Linked DNA regions of Homo sapiens: region 1 is linked to region 2. A link is a loop called in an ENCODE intact Hi-C map of the cell type or tissue named here. Cell type or tissue: HepG2. All regions are shown on one strand. Links, peaks and the distances in the headings refer to the core of each region. The heading gives the core; the rest is flanking DNA.

Region 1 (8,613 bases), core at 412-8,411, 1.0 Mb before region 2:
TTAATGCATATCACTACAAAAAAATTAGTAAAAAGGGAAAGAAACCAGTAAGGGAGGAAAGAGAAACAGAATAATTGCAAGACAGAAAAAAAAAAACCAACAAAATTGCAAGAGTAAGTCTTTACCTACCAAAAATAATTTAAACATAAATGGATTAACCTCCCCCATGAAAAGACAGAGTTGCTGAATGGATAAAAACGCAAGATCCAACTTTATGCTGCCTAGAAGAGATACACTTTGGATTCAAGGACACACACGGGCTGAAAGTGAAGTGATAGAAAATGATATGCTATACAGATAAGAACAACAAAAAAAATAGGGAGCTATACTTCCATCAGATGAAAGAGATGTTAAGTCAAAAAGTGTCACAAGATACATACAAAGAAGGTAATTTTATAATAATAAAATATCAATTTATCAAGAAGATATAAGAATTATAAACTTATTTCTACACAATATCAGAGCATCTACATATATAAAATAAACATTAAAGGGAAATAGATAGCAATACAATTGTAGGAGATTTTAATACCAAACTTGAAATAATTGATTGAATATCCAGACAGAAAGTTAAAAAGGAAACAGACTTGCACAACACTATATAGACCAAATGAACATAAAAGAAATAGACATCACTGGGCAGGACCTCCCAGCTAGGGCCTCCAGCCACCCCCACTCACATGTATTCTATAGACAGAGCTCTGATCTCTCCCTGGGACAGAGTACCTAAATGTAGGGGAGGGCTGCCAGGTTGATTGTTTGGACAACTCATCCATTCCAGCCTGTGGGCTTTAAAGAGCCCAAGCTGACAGGGTCACAGTTGGTTCATCAGCATGACATGGCTATTTTGTCAAGGCATGGCCAGACTGCTTTTTTAAGTGGGACTGCAGTTCACTTCTTGTGATAAGGGTTTTCTCACCCAGGGCTTCTGGCCACCCCTGCCTATGTTTTAAGGCTGAGACGGAGTGCTAATTTCTCCCTGGGGTGGAGTGCCGGGGGGTGGGGAAGACCACCATGTTGGCTATTTGGGCATCTCAGCCAGTCTAGCCTATTGGCCTTGGAGAGGCCAAACCAATTGGGGGCTGAAGAGATCCCCAACACAGCACAGCTGCTCTCCGCAAAAGCAATCAGAATGCATCTTTAAGGGGTTTCTTGATCCCATTCCTCTGACTGTGTGAGACGTCCCAACCAGGGTCTCCACCCACCTCCTACAGGTGCGTTCAGTCTGGTAACAGGTCAGTACCCCCCTGGGACAGAGCTTCCAGAGACAGTGGCAAAAGGCCATATTTGCTGTTTCACAGCATTCACTAGTGATACCTCCAGGTACTGGACAAACATAGGTGACTAAAATATAGAGCAGACCCACTGCGGACTGCAGCAGCCCTATGGAAGAGTGGCCAGATGGTTAAAAGAAAAACAAAGGAACAAACAACAAAAAAAACCAGAAAAACTCCATCCAAAGGTAAGCAATCTCAAAAACAGAAGGTAGATGAGCCCACAAAGATGAGAAAGAATCAGCACAAAAATGCTGAAAACTCAAAAAGCCAGAGTGCCCCTTTTCCTCCAAATAACTGCAACACCTCTGCAGGAAGGGTTCAGAACTGGGATAAGGCTGAGATGGCTGAAATGACAGAACTAGGCTTCAGAATGTGGGTAAAAATGAACTTCACTGAGCTAAAGAAGCATGTTGTAACTCAATGCAAAGAAGCTAAGAGGTATGATAGAACAGTGCATGAGCTGACAGCCAAAATAGCCAATATAGAGAGGATCATAACCAACCTGATAGAGCTAAAAGCACACTATAAGAATTTCACAATGCAATCACAAGTATTAATAACAGAATAGATCAAGTAGAGGAAAGAATCTCAAAGCTTGAAGCCTATCTTTCTGAAGTAAGACAGGCAGACAAAAATAGATCATCCCCCCTGCAAGGACAACAAGTTAATAAGTATCTACATAGAAAAAACACCTTCATAAGAAACGAAAATTAGGTGAGCACTCATGGTACCTGGTTTTAACTTTATATCACTGTAAAAAAGCACCTAAGAGATAGAAAAAAACAGTCTGGAATCGCGGATGCCACCACTTCCCCAACATCCAGCAGCAGCAGCTTGTTGCTGCGAGCCTGTCTGAGTATTTTTGTAGGGATAACACAGCAATTGTGGGGAATAGAACTTGGTGCTGTCCTGTAAGAGCAGAAAGAAAAACCAGAACAAAGTCAGCTGATGGCCGTTCAGAAAGGGAACATTTAAACCAGCCCTAGCCAGAGGGAAATCCCAATCTAAGCAGTCCAAATTTGAGTTCATGAAACCTCACCACGAAAGAACTACAGCACTCTGTGTCCCCAAGTAAATTTGAAAGGCAGTCTAGAGCATGATGACTACATCTCTTAGGCAACATCTAGTGCAGAACTAGGCCAAGATAAAGTGGACTTGGGCTGGTGGGGGGATCATTTTGTGTCCAGAGTTGGTTCCTTCCAGTGGGTTTGTGGTCTCACTGACTTCAAGAATGGAGCCGCAGGCCTTCGTGGTGAGTGTTACAGCTCTTAAAGATGGCACGGACCCAAATAGTGAGCAGCAGCAAGATTTATTGTGAAGAGCGGAAGAACAAAGCTTCCAAAGTGTGGAAGAGGACCTGAGTGGGTAGCCACTGCTGGCTGGGGTGGCCAGCTTTTATTCCCTTATTTGTCCCCTCCCATGTTCTGTTTCTGTCCTATCATAGTGTCGTTTTTTTCAATCCTCCCTGCAATTGGCTACTTTTAGGATCCTGCTGATTGGTGCATTTTACAGAGTGCTGATTAGTACATTTTATAATCCCCTTGCTAACTACAGAGTGATGATTGGTGCGTTTTTACAGAGTGCTGATTGGTGCATTTTACAATCCTCTTGCTAGCTACAGGGTGTTAATTGGTGCGTTTTTACAGAGCACTGATTGGTGCATTTTACAATCCCTTTGCTAGCTACAGAGCACTGATTAATGTGTTTTACAATCCTCTTGTAAGACAGAAAAGTTCTCCAAGTCCCCACTCGACACAGGAAGTCCAGCTGGCTTCACCTCTCAATTTGACATAGTGAGACACCAACTGGGGCAGCCATGGGAGTGCTAGCATCACCCTCCCCTGGCCCCAGGCCACGTAGCACAGCTTGCAGCTCTAAATAAGACTCCTTCCTTCTGATTTAGGAAAGGAGAAGGAAGAGTAAAGGAAGAGTGGGGAGGACTTTGTCTTGCATCTTCGATGCCATGTCAGCCATACCAAAATAGGGCATCAGTCAGAGTTGTGAGGCCCACATTCTAGGCCCTAGCTCCCAGACATTTCTAGACACACTCTGAGCCAGAAGGAAACCCATTGCCTTGATGAAAAGGACCTAGCCCTGGCAGTATTCACATCTGCTAACTGAAGAGCCTTTGGTCCCTAAATAACCAGAAGCAATACCCAGGTAGTACATTGACGGCCTTGGGTTAGCCCTTAGACTTTCTGGCTTCAGGTAAGACTCAGCACATTACCAGCTGTAATGGCCATAGGACAAACCTCCTTCTGCTTGAAAAAAGCAGAGGAAAAAGTAAAGGGAACTTTGCATAGCAACTTAGGTACCAGCATGACCACAAGGGGGCAGAGCACAAAGTGGGCTCTTAAGCCAGTGAATTTTTACAGCTTGCCTTGGGCTAGGACCAGTGCTGGGCTGGCTTCAAATGTGACCCAGCACATAGTGGTGGTGGTAACAATGGTGCTTGTGTCATTTCACCTCCAGCTTTAGGTGGCTCAGAAAAGAGAGAGACTCTACATTTTTGGGAGAACAAAAGGAAAAGGAACAAAAGTCTCTGCCTGGTAAATCTGAGAATTCTCCCAGATCTTGTTGAAGACCATCAAGGCAGTACCTCTATGAATCTGAAAGGACAACAGTTCTACTGGGCTTGAGGTGCCCCCTAAAGTAGATACTGATTAAATCACAATACCCAAGTCCTTTCGAATATCTGGAAACCCTTCCCATGAAGCACATCTATAACTAAGCCCAGACAATAAATACTACAATAAATAGCCAACTCTTCAATGCCCAGACACCAAAGAACATCTACCAGCATCAACATCATCCACGGAAACATGACCTCAATAAATGAACGAAATAAGGTACCAGGGACCAATTCTGGGTAAACAGAGATATGTAACCGTTCAGGCAGATAATTCAAAAGAGCTGTGTTGAGGAAACACAAAGAAATTGAAGATAATGCAGAGAAGGAATCCAGAATTCTATCAGATACATTTAACAAAGAGATTAACTAATTGAAAAAATCAGGAAGAAATCCTGGAGCATAAAAGTGCAATTTTACCACTGGAGAATGCACCAGAGTCTTTTAAGAGCAGGATGGATCTAGCAGAAGATAGTAATAGTGAGTTTGAAGACAGCTACTTGAAAATACACAGTCAGAAAAGACAAAATAAAAAAAAAGAATAGAAAACAATGAAGCACACCTTCAGAAACCAGAAAAAACCCTCAAAAGGGCAAATCTAAAAGTTATTGGCCTTAAAGAGAAGGTAGGGAAAAGATAGAAGTAGCAAGTTCATTTAAAGGGATAATAAGAGAGAACTTCCCAAACCTAGGAAAAGTTATCCGTATCCAAAAAAAAAAAAAAAAAGTTATAGAACATCAAGTAGATTTACCCCCAAAATGACGACCTCAAGCCATTTAATAATGAAACTTCCAAAGGTTAAGATAAAGGAAAGATACCAAAAGCAGCAAGAGAAAAGAAACAAGTAACATTAAATGAAGCTATAATACATCTGGCAGCACACTTTTCAGTGGAAGCCTTACAGGCCAAAAGAGAGTGGCATGATATATCTAAAGTGCTGAACAACAATAACAAAAAAAACCTTTTACTCTAGAATAATATATCTGGTGAAAATATTATTCAAACATGAAAAGGAAATAAAGCCCTTCACAAACAAATGAAAGCTGAGGGATTTCATCAACACCAGGCCTGTCCTACAAGAAATGCTAAAGGGAGAACTTCAATAAAAAATATAAAGACATTAATGATCAATAAATAATTGCCTGAAGGTATAAAACTCACTAATGACATTAAGTAAAAAGAAAAACACAGAATATTATAACACTAACTATGGTGTGTAAACTACTCTTAATTAGAAAGACAAAACGAAAAATAATAAGTACAACTTTTCAAGACATAGTACAATACGATATAAATAGAAACAACAAAATGTTAAAGCAGGGGTAATAGCTAAAACAGATTTTTTTTATTAGTTTTCTTTTTGTTTGTTTGTTTATGCAAATAGTGTTGTTATTAGATTAAAATAATGGATTAGAAGATGATAGTATTTGCACACCTCCCAGTAACCTCAAACCAAAAAACATACAATGGATACACAAAAAATAAAAACAAGAAACAAAATTATATCACCAGAAAAATTAACTTGATTACAGAAAGACAGGAAGAAAGGAAATAAGGAAGAGATGACCACAAAACAAACAGAAAACAAATAACAAACAAATTAGCAGGAGTAAGCCCTTACTCATCGATAATAACATTGAATGTAAATGGACTAAATGATCCAATCAAAAGACATAGACTGGCTGAATGAATAAAAAAGACAAGACTCATTGATCTTTTGCCTATGAGTAACAAGTTTTACCTATAAAGACACACATAGATGAAAAATAAAGAGATGGAAAAATATATTCCATGCCTTTGGAAACCAAAAAAGAGCATAAGTAGCTATACTAATATCAGACAAAATATAATTTAAGACAAAAACTATAAAAAGTGAAAAAGATGGTCACTATATCATGATAAAGGTATCTATTCAACAAGAGGATCTAAAAACTTTTCATATATATGCACCCAACACTGGAGCACACAGATACATAAAACAAATATTGTTAGAGCTTAAGAGAGAGATAGGACCCAGTACAATAATAGCAGGAGACTTCAACACCCCACTTTCAGCATTGGATAGATCGTGTAGACAGAAAATCAACAAAGAAACATGAGACTTAATCTGCACTGAAGAACAAATGGATCTAATACATATTTATAGTCATTTCATCCAAGAGCTTCAGAATAGACACTCTTTTCCTTAGCACATGGATAATTCCCAAAGATAGTCATATGTTAGGTCACAAAACAAGTTTTAAAACATTCAAAAAAAACCTGAAATAATATCAAGGATCACCTCTGACCACAATGAAATAAAACTAGAAATTAATAACAAGATAAATTTTAGCAACTATAGAAATACATGGGAATTAAACAATATGTCCCTGAATGATAAGTTGGTCAATGAATAAATTAAGATGGAAATTAACAAATTTCTTGAAACAAGTGGTAATGGAAACACAACATATCAGAACCCATGGAATACAGGAAAACCAGCACTAGGAGGGAAGTTTGCAGCTATAAGTGCTTACATCAAAAAGAGGAAAAATTTCAAATAAGCAATCTAACAATGTGTCTTAAAGAACTAGAAAAGCAAGAGGAAATGAAATCCAAAATTAGCAGAAGAAAATAAATAATAAAAATCAGAGCTAAAATAAATGACATTGAAATGCAAACCACAATACAAAAGATCAATGAAACAAGAATTTGTTTTTTAAAAAGTTAAACAAAATTGACAAACTTTTAGCCAGACTAAGAAAAATAGAGAAAATATCCAAATTAATAAGATCAGAAATGAAAAGGAGACATTAAAACTGATACTGCAGAATTTAAAGGATCAATAGTGGCTGCTGTGAGCAACTATAGGCCAATAAATGAGAAAATCTGGAAGAATTTGACAAATTCCTAGATACATAAAACCTACCAAGATTGAACCAAAAATAAATCTAAAACCTGAACAGATGAATAACAAGTAATGAGATGAAAGCCATAATAAAAATCTCTCCATAAAATAAAGCAAAAAAAAAAAAAAAAAAGCCCAGGACCCATGGCTTCACTGCTGAGTTTGACCAAATATTTAAAGAAGAATTAATAACAATCTCACTCAAGCTATTCTATTCTGAATAATAGAGGAGGAGGTAACACTTTGAAACTCATTCTGTTAGGCCAGTATTATCCTGATACCAAAAGCCAACAAAAACAGATCAATAAAAAGGAAAGTAGGGGCCAATATAGATGGAAAATATTGATGCAAAAAATTGTCAACAAAATACTAGCAAACAGAATTCAACAATACATTAGAAAAAATATTCATCATGATCAAGAGGGATTTATTTCTGGAATGTCAGGATAGTTCAACATATGCAAATTAATCAATGTGATACATCATATCAACAGAATGAAGAATAAAATCCATATGATCATTTCAATTGATGCTGAAAAAGCAAAAGCATTTGATGAAATTAAACATCCTTTCATGATAAAAACCCTAAAACAACTGGGGATAGAGGGAACGTATCTCAACATATTAATAGCCATATACAATGGACTCAGAACTATTATCATACTGAGTGCTGAAAAACTGCAAGCTTTTTCTCTAGTATCTGGAACACGAAAAGTTTACCTGCTGTCATCACTTTTATTAAACATAACACTTAAAGTCCTAGATAGACCAGTCAGACAAGTAAAAGATGTAAAGGTCACCCAAAATGGAAAGGATGACATCAAATTATCCTTTTTTGTGCATGATACTATCATATACTTGGAAAAACCTAAAGGATCCACAAGAAATCTACTAGAACTGATCAACAAATTCAGTAAACTTGCAGGATAAAAAATCAACATACAAAAATCAGTAGCATTCCATATGTCAACAGTGTGAAGAATCTGAAAAAGAAATTAAAAAGTTATCCCATTTACAATAGCCACACATAAAATAAAATACCTAGGAAACACTTAACCAAGGAAGTGAAAGATATATAAGGAAAATTATAAAACACTGATGAAAGAAATTAAAGAGGACACACACTCCCACAAATTCCATGTTCATAGATTGAAAAAATCAATAATGTTAAAATGTCCATACTACCCAAAGCAATCTATAGATTCAATGCAGTCTCTATCAAAATACCAATTACATTATTCACAGAAATAGAAAAACAAATTGAAAATTAATGTGGAACCACTACAGACCCTGAATAGCCAAAGCTATACTAAGCAAAAAGAACAAAACTGGAGGAATCACATTACCTGACTTCAAATTATACTGCAAAGCTATAGTAACCAAAACAGCATGTTACTGGTGTAAAAACAGACACATAGACCAATGAAATGGAATAGAGAATGAGGTAACAAGTCCACACACCTACAGTGAACTCATTTTAGACAAAGATGCCACAAACACACACTGGGGAAAAGACAGTCTCCTAAGTAAGTGGTGCTGGGAAACCTGGATATCTATGTTCAGGAGACTAAAACTAGACCCTCATATCTCACCATATTAAAAAAAATCAAAGCAACATGGATTAAACATTTAAATCTAAGACCTTAAACTATGAAACTACTACAAGAAAACATTGGGTAAAATCTCCAGGACATTGGTCTGAGCGAAAATTTCTTGAGCAATATCTCCACAAGCACAGGCAACCAAAAGAAGAAGAAGAAGGAGAAGGAGAAGGAGAAGGAGAGGAAGAGGAAGAGGAAGAGGAGGAAGAGGAGGAAGAG
Region 2 (8,613 bases), core at 150-8,149:
AAGCCTGCCTGTTCTGCACATGTATCCCAGAACTTGAAGTATCATTGATATACATATATATATATATATATATCAAAGCTATAGCAACCAAGACACCATGATATTGGCATAAAAACAGACCCACAGAGCAAAAGAAGAGAATAGAGAACACAGATATATACTACCCCAGCTGCAAAAAATCTCATCTTCGACACAGGTGCCAAGCACACACAATGGGAAAAGGACAGTTGTTTCAATAAATGTGTTGGAAAAATCGATTAACTATGCCAAAAAAAAAATTAGACTGCCATCTTTCACCACACACAAAAATAAAATAAAAATAAATTAGAAACTATAATCTACTACCTGAAACTAGGAAACTACTAGAAGAAAACATTGGGGAAACACTGTAGGAAATTGGTCTGGGCAAATTTTTTTGTGTGTAAGACCTGAAAGGCACAGGGTACCAAAGCAAAAATAGACAAATAAGATTACCTCAAGCTAAAAAGCTTTCACGCAACAAATGAAACAATCAAAAAAATGAAGACAATCCACAGAATTGAAGAAAACAGTTGCAAACCATTGATCTGACAAAGGATTAATAACCAGAATATATAAGTGGCTTAAACAGTTCAAGAGCAAAATAATAATAATAATTCAATTAAAAGATAAGCAAAAGGCCGTGTCTGGTGGCTCATGCCTGTAATCCCAGTACTTTGGGAGGCTGAGGCGGGTGGATAACCTGAGGTCAGGAGTTCAAGACCAGTCTGGCCAACATGGTGAAACCCCATCTCTACTGAAAATACAAAAATTAACTGGGCATGGTGGCAGGGGCCTGTAATCCCGGCTACTCAGGAGGCTAAGGCATGAGAATCTCTTGAACCCGGGTGACAAGAGCAAAACTTCATCTCAAAAAAAAAAAAAAGCAAAAGATCTGAATAGACTTTTCTCAGAAGTACATAAATGACAAACATGTGTATGAGAAATGCTAAAAATAACAAATCATCAGAGAAATGCAAATCAAAATCACAGTGAGACATCATCTCACTCCAGTTAAAATAGCTTTTATCAAAAACACAGGCAATAACTCACAAGAGTATTGAGAAAGGAAAACTCTTGTACATTGTTGCTGAGAATATAAATTAATACTGTGACTATGGAGAACATTATGGAGGTTTCTCAAAGAAGAAAAAATAGATCTACCACTAGGCATGGTGGTTGACACCTGTAATCCCAACACTTTGAGAGGCCAAGATAGGTGAATTGTTTGAGCCCAATGTCAAGATCAGCCTGGGCAATATGGTGAAACTCCATCTCCACAAAAAAATTAAAAAAATTAGCCCAGCATGGTGGCATGCACCTATAGTCCCAGCTACTAGGGAGGCTGAGGTGGGAGGATCACTGGAGCCCAGAAGGTAGAGGTCGCAGTGAGTCAAGATCACCCCAGTGTACTCCAACCCAGGTAACAGAGCAAGACACTGAAAAAAAAAAAGTGCTACCATATATTAAGCAATTCTACTACTGGGTATATATTCAAAAGAAAGGAAATCAGTACATCAAAGAGATGTCTGCATTTCCATGTTATTGCTGCATTATTTAGAATAGTTCAAAATATGGAATCAACATAAATGCTCACCAATGAATAAGTGGATAAAGACAATATGGCATATATGCATAACAAAATATTATTCAGCCATAAAAAGAATGAAATCCTGTCATTTTAAGGAACACAGATGGAACTGGAGATCACTATATTAAGTGAAATAAGTCAGGCACAGAAAGACAAATATCACATTTTCTCACTCATATGATGGAGCTAAAATAGTGAATCTCATGAAAATGAAGAGTAGATTAATGGTTATCAAAGGCGGAAATGAAAGAAACAAAGAAGATTTTATATTTATAATAAGTACATAAGCATATATTACCACTAAACTTCGCATTTCAAAACAGCAAAATAATAAATTATATATGTATTTTTCACTTCAATAAAAAAAGAAACAAAAATGTAAAAAGCATGGAATTGTAATAAAACACACATATGTCAATGAAACAGAATTGAGAAACCAATTATAAATTCACATATTTATAGCTAACTGATTTTCAAAAAAGGAGTCAAGAACATACATTAGGAAAATGCCACTCTTTTCAGTAAATAGTTTTAGACAAACTGGATATCGACATGTAGAAGAATAAATCTAAATTTCCATCTTTTACCATATATAATAAACAACTCAAAATGCATTAAAAACTTAGATGTAAGACACAAATTATAAAAGAATAAAACATAGGGGAAATGCCTTAGAACATTGTTCTAGGTACAGATTTTATGAGTAATACTTCAAAAGTGAAGGCATTAAGAAAAATAGAGAAATGAGATTATGTCAAACAAAAAAGCTCCTGAACAGCAAAGGAAACAATCAGCAGTGGAAAGAGACAACCTGAAGAATAGGAGAAAATATTTGCAAACTATTCATTCACAAGGCGTTAATGTCCAGAATATATAAGGAACTCAAACAACTGAACAGAAAAAAAAATCTATTACAAAATTTTGGCAAATAGACATTTTTCAAAGAATAAATACAAATGACCAAGTACATAAAAAAATTTTCAACACTGACTTTCAGTTTCAAAATGGCAGCATAGCAGAAAGCTGGCCTCACCACCCCCATAGAAAACTAAAAACAAACATATAGTGCCAAGATTCTCTCCAGCAATAGCCCAGACCTCACACAGGAAGATGTGACAGTTCCCAGGACGGCAGGAAAGTCAAGAAACCTTAGAGCATATGTAAGAGATTCAGACTTCCACATCTGTGATGACCGTTCCTCCAATCTTCCCACCACCAAACACATAAAAATCTTCCTTAGGACTAATGGTCTCTACACTGGAAAAAGTGGGATCAAGAGGGGGCACCACCATCCTGACGATCTCAGCTTCACTGACAAAAAAACACATTCCTGCCTCAACCCACGGGAAGCATTGGGAGTGCCTGAAGGGAGAAATATTCCTGAAGACAGTGAGAGACAAATGGAGAAGGAAGGACAACCATTCCTAGCCCTGAAAACTCTGCTTTGTAACTCACCCAAAGGAGACATCAATTCAGAGCAACTGTTCAGTATCACCACATTTTAGAAGTTTTATCCCATAGTTCCCATGGGTACAAACCCCTAATTAGCTTTCCCACACTACTGGGATATTTCTCCTGTTACATCCCTCATTCTGGATGAAAGACATTCTGTTTACTAGAACTGCAGCAAACCTGGGCTTAAGGCTCCATCTAGTGCCCTAATGAAGGCATCAACCTAGCAGAAAAAAAAAAAAAAAGAAAAGTAAAGAAAGGAAAAGAAAAGAAGAAAAATCAATAGGCAAATTATAAAAAATCTCTAAGCAAACATATCTAACAACAACAACAAAAACAAGCCAAGCAGAGAAAACTGGAATAAATAATTAATATTTCAATGCAAAGAAATAGACATACTGCCACACAAACAACAGCAAAGGGAATTATGACATTCTCATATGTACAAAGCAAGAAACTAGTGACTGACCCTAATGAGATGGTGATTTGTTAACTCTCTAAGAATTTAAAATAGCAATTTAAAGAAATAGTGTTTTCCAAGATAACATAAAAAATCAATCAGGAATTAATCATAGAAACTTTGCAAATGAAATAATAAGACAATATCAAGCATAAACTGTGGAACTGAGATATACATTCACTTAACTGAAAAATTTATTAGAGGCCTTCAACAGCAGAATAGATCAAACATAGAAAATAATCAGGGAGATCAAAGACAGGCTATTTGAAAATACAGTCAGGAGAAAAATAAAAATAAATGAAGATAAAGTAAAATATAGAAAAATATCTCAAAAAACCAGCTCTAAGAATTATTGGTGTTCAAAGGGGAGCTAAGCAAGAGCAAGGTACAAAGCTTATCAGAAGAAATAATAGCATAAAATTTTCCAAAACTTAAGAAAGAGATAAATATCTAGGTACGGGAAGGTCAGAGAACACCAAAATAATTAAAGTCAAATAAGAGTACTCCAAGGCATATAATAATCAAATTCTCAAATGTCAAGCACAAAGAGAGGATCCTATAAGCATCAATATAAAATAAGAAAATAACATATAAAAGAGCTTCGATTCATCTAACAGACTTAACAAAAACCATTCAGGCCAGAAGGGTGTATGATGACATTTTCAAACTGCAACAAACAAACAAACAAAACCACTGTCATCCAACAATATTGTACCCAGGAAAGCTATTCTTCTTTTTTTTCTTTCTTTTCTTTTCTTTTTTTTTTTCTGAGATGGAGTCTCGCTCTGGTGAGCAGGCTGGAGTGCAGTGGCGCGATCTCAGCTCACTGCAACCTCTGCCTCCCGGATTCAAGCAATTCCCTGCCTCAGCCTCCCGAGTAGCTGGGATTACAGGCCTCCACCATCACGCCCAGCTAATTTTTATATTTTTAGTAGAGATGGGGTTTCACCATCTTGGCCAGGCTGGTCTTGAATTCCTGACCTCGTGATCTACCCATCTTGGCCTCCCAAAATGCTGGGATTACAGATGTGAGCCACAGCGCCCAGCCAGCTAGTCTTCAAATATGAAGAAGAGATAAAGTATTTCCCAGATAAAAGCTGAGATAATTCACCACCACCTGTCATGTATTATAAGAAATGCTAAAAGGAGTTTTTCATCCTGAAAGAAAAAGATACTAATGTGCAAAAACAAAACATTTGAAAGTATAAAACCCACTGGCAATTCTAAGTATACGGATAAACCCAGACTACTCTAATACTGTAATTTTGGTGTGTGATCCACTCATAACTTTATTATAAAGCCCAAAGGACAAATTTATCAAAAACAATAATAACCTCAGCAACCTGTTAAGAGACAGGCAATATAAAAATATGAAAATTGAGACAACTTAAGTCTAAATGTGAAAAATGGAATTAAAGTGTAGAGTTGTTTTTTTGTTGTTGTTTTCTTGGTTTGTTTCTTTTTTTTATTTGTGAGCTAAGACAAGTTGTCATCTTTTAAAAATAAAAGAATGAAAGAAAGAGAAATAAAGCAACAAAATGGCAGTAGTAAGTCCTTACTTATCAATACTGTCACTGAATGTAAATTGAATCAATTTTTCAATTAAAAGGCACAAAGTGGCTGAATGGATAAATCAGACCCAATATCCACCTCATCTATAAAGGCACATAGACCGAAAGTGATGGAGTGTTAAAAGATATTCTATGCAACTAGAAACTTAAAAAGAGCAGGAGTAGCTACACTTATTTTAGACAAAATAGGATACAAATCCGAGACTGTAAAAAGAGACAAAGAAGGTCACCACATAATAAAGAAGCCAATTCAGTGAGAGGATATAACAATTGTAAATATCTATACACTTAAGCATATAAAGCAAACGTTAATAGATTTAAAGGGAAAGATAGTCTGCAATACAATAATGGCAGGGGACATCAACAACTCAATCTCAGGAATGGACAAATTATCCAGACAGAAAGTTAACAAAGAAACATCAGTTAAACTACACACTAAACCAAATAGACATAGATAGTTTCAGAACATTTCACCTCGCTGCTGCATTACACACATTGTTTTCATCAGCACATGGAACATTCTCTAAAATAGACCATATCTTAGGCCACAAAACAAGTCTCGACAAATTCAAAAAAGTAGAAATTAAATCAAGTGTATTTTCTGATCATAGTGGAAGAAAACTAGAAATCAATAATGAGGAAACTCAGAAATACATAAACACATGAAAATTAAACAACATGCTCTTTATGAATGAGCCAGTAAAAAAAAAAAAAATGAAGAAGGAAATTTAAGAAAATCTTTTGAAAGAAATGAAAAAAAAAAAGCCTACCACATACCAAAATCTATGGGATATGGAAAAAGCAGTACGAAGAGGGAAGATTATGGCAATAAATGCTTATATACAAAAGTGGAAGGACTTCAAATAAACAACCAAATGATGCACCTCAAGGAAGTAGAAAAGTAAGAACAAACTCAAAATTAATAGAAAAAAAGATAATAAATATTAGAGCAGAAATAAAATTTTGACAAAAAATACAGATCAATGATATGAAAAGTTGCTTTCTAAGGATAAAATCTATGAACCTTTAGCTAGACTTAGAAAAAAGAGGGAAGACCCTACCTAACATATAAAAATCACCAATAAAAAAGAAGCTATGACATTTGGGAGCGCAGAAATACAAAGAAACTTTAGAGACAATTACAAACAATTATATGCCAACAAATTGAAAATCCTAGAAGGAATGGATAAATTCCTGGACTCCTATAGCCTACCAAGATTGAACCATGAAAACCTCAACAAACCAATAATGAGTAATGGGGTTGATGCCATAATAAAGATTCTCCCATCAAAAATGTTTAAAGATCCAAGAATTGACAGCTATACTCTTACATTCTCCAAAACTTTTGAAGAAGAAATAGTCACAATTCTACTCTAGCTCATCAAAAATTTGAAGAAGGAAAAGGTCTAAACTCATTCCAAAAGGCTACCATTATCTTGATACAATAACCAGAGAAAGACATAAGAGATGAACATATGCATAATTCCTCAACAAAATACTAGCAAACCAAATTCAACAAATTAAAAAGATAATTTGCCAAGATCCAGTAGGATTCATCCTAGTGACTTCAGGATGATTCAACACATGCAAATTAGTAAATGGGATATATTATGTTAATAGAACTAAAGAAAAAAACCCTATGATTATTTCAATACATGCTCAAAAATTATTCAATGAAATTCAGCATTCTATTATGATTAAAACCCTCAATGAACTAAGTCTTAAAAAAAAAAAAAAACCTCAAAATAACAAGAATCAGATATGGCAAACCCACACCCAACATCATACAAAACAGAAAAAAATTGAAAGAGATTTTTCTAAGATCTTGAACAAGTCAAATATGCCCACTTCTCTCACTTTCATTCAACATTATAACTGAAAATTCAGGTTAGAGCAATAAGGCAAGATAAAGAAAGACATTCAAATTGGAAAGAAAGAAGCCAAATTAGTCTTGTTTGCAGATGCCAGGATCCTAACACTTGGAAAAACCTGTAGACTGCAACAAAATAACTTTTTTTTCTTTTTTTCTTTTCTTTTTTTTTTTTTTTTTTGGAGAAAGGGTCTCTGTCACCCAGGCTGGAGTCCAGTGGCACAATCTTGGCTCACTGCAACATACACATCCTGGGTTCAAGTGATTCTCATGCCTCAGCTTTCCAGGTGTAGCTGGGACTACAGGCATGTGCCACCATGCCCAGTTAATTTTTGTATTTTTAGTAGAGACGGAGTTTCACCATTATGGCCAGACTGTTCTCAAACTTCTGGCCTCAAGTGATCACCCATCTCAGCCTCCCAAAGTGCTAGGATTACAAGCGTGAGCCACCATGCACGGCCTACCAAAATAACTATTAAAGTAGATAAATAAAATCAATAAAATTAAAGAATACAAAAGTATGCAAAATCAGTAGCATTTATATGAGCCAAGAGCAAAAAATCTGAAAAAAATATCAAGAAAGCAATCCAATTTCCAACAGCTACAAGAAATATAAAATGTCTAGGCATCCATTTAACCAAAGAAGTAAAATATGTGTACCAGGAATACTATACAACACTAATGAAAGAAATTTAAAATGATATAAAAACATAAAAAGACACTTCATATTTTGAAATTGAAGAATTCATATTGTTAAAATTATAATTTTATTTAAAGCAATTTGCAGATCTAATGCAATCTCTATCAAAATACTAATGACATTCTTCATAGAAATAGAAAAAATATTAAAATTTATGTGGTACCACAAAATATATAGTCCCACAAAAATAATCTGAATTATTTTCTCTTTCTTATAGATGAGGAAATTGAGAATGTACCTCAGAGAGATTAAATAGTTTGCCAAGGTTATAAAGCAAGAAAGTGGCTGAGCTGAGGCTCAAAGAGAGTTCATGCTCTCAGGTACCACACCATCCTGTTTCCTATGTATATCACATAGATACATAATCTACATGACATTCTTCACAGAAATAGACAAAAAATCATAAAATTTATATGGGACCACAAAAGACCCTGATAGCCAAAGCAATCATGAGCAAAAAGAACAAAGCTGGAGACATCATGCTACCTGACTTCAAAACACACTTCAAAGCTATAATAACCAAATCAGCATAGTACTCACATAAAAACAGACACACAGACCAATAAAACTGAATAAAGGACACACATATAAATCCACGTATTTACAGCCAACTCATTTTTGATAAACGTGCCACAAACATACAATAGTGAAAGAACAGGCTCTTCAATAAATGGTTCTGGGAAAATTGGATATTCATATGCAAAATATGAAACTAGATCCCTATCTCTCATCATACACAAAAATCAAATTAATATGGATTAATGACTTGCATGTAAGACCTGAAACTATGAAACTACTAGAAGGAAACATTAGGAAAACAATATAGGACATTGCTCTGGGCAAAATTTTTTACTATAAGATTTCAAAACCTCAGGCAAGCAAAGCTAAAATAGACAAAGGGGATCACATAAAGCTAAAAAAGAAACTGTACAACAAAAGAAATAATCAATA

What was found. A loop is a pair of places that touch in the nucleus more often than their neighbours do. Peaks named below come from ENCODE experiments on the same cell type or tissue, not always from the same donor. Only the 100,000 strongest peaks of a DNase experiment are listed, where the experiment ranks them.
Region 1: it touches region 2 in a loop (11-fold over the local background); 6 of 110 quality-filtered maps call a loop at or near these places.

Annotation. Positions count from the first base shown.
Region 1 is chrX:87,580,243-87,588,855 of GRCh38, forward strand. The region is part of intron 1 of KLHL4 (kelch like family member 4); the gene reads left to right. Among named protein-coding and RNA genes, the nearest start is that of KLHL4, 67 kb to the left of the region's middle. In HepG2, for the core only: a CTCF peak has its summit at 3,599 (motif pointing right); no DNase peak of the experiment used is centred there.
Region 2 is chrX:88,610,284-88,618,896 of GRCh38, forward strand. LOC107985713 (a long non-coding RNA gene) reads right to left here and starts at 3,207. Exons shown (of 5, transcript XR_001755911.2): 1 at 3,065-3,207. In HepG2, for the core only: a CTCF peak has its summit at 3,249 (motif pointing left); a DNase peak (open chromatin) is centred at 3,228.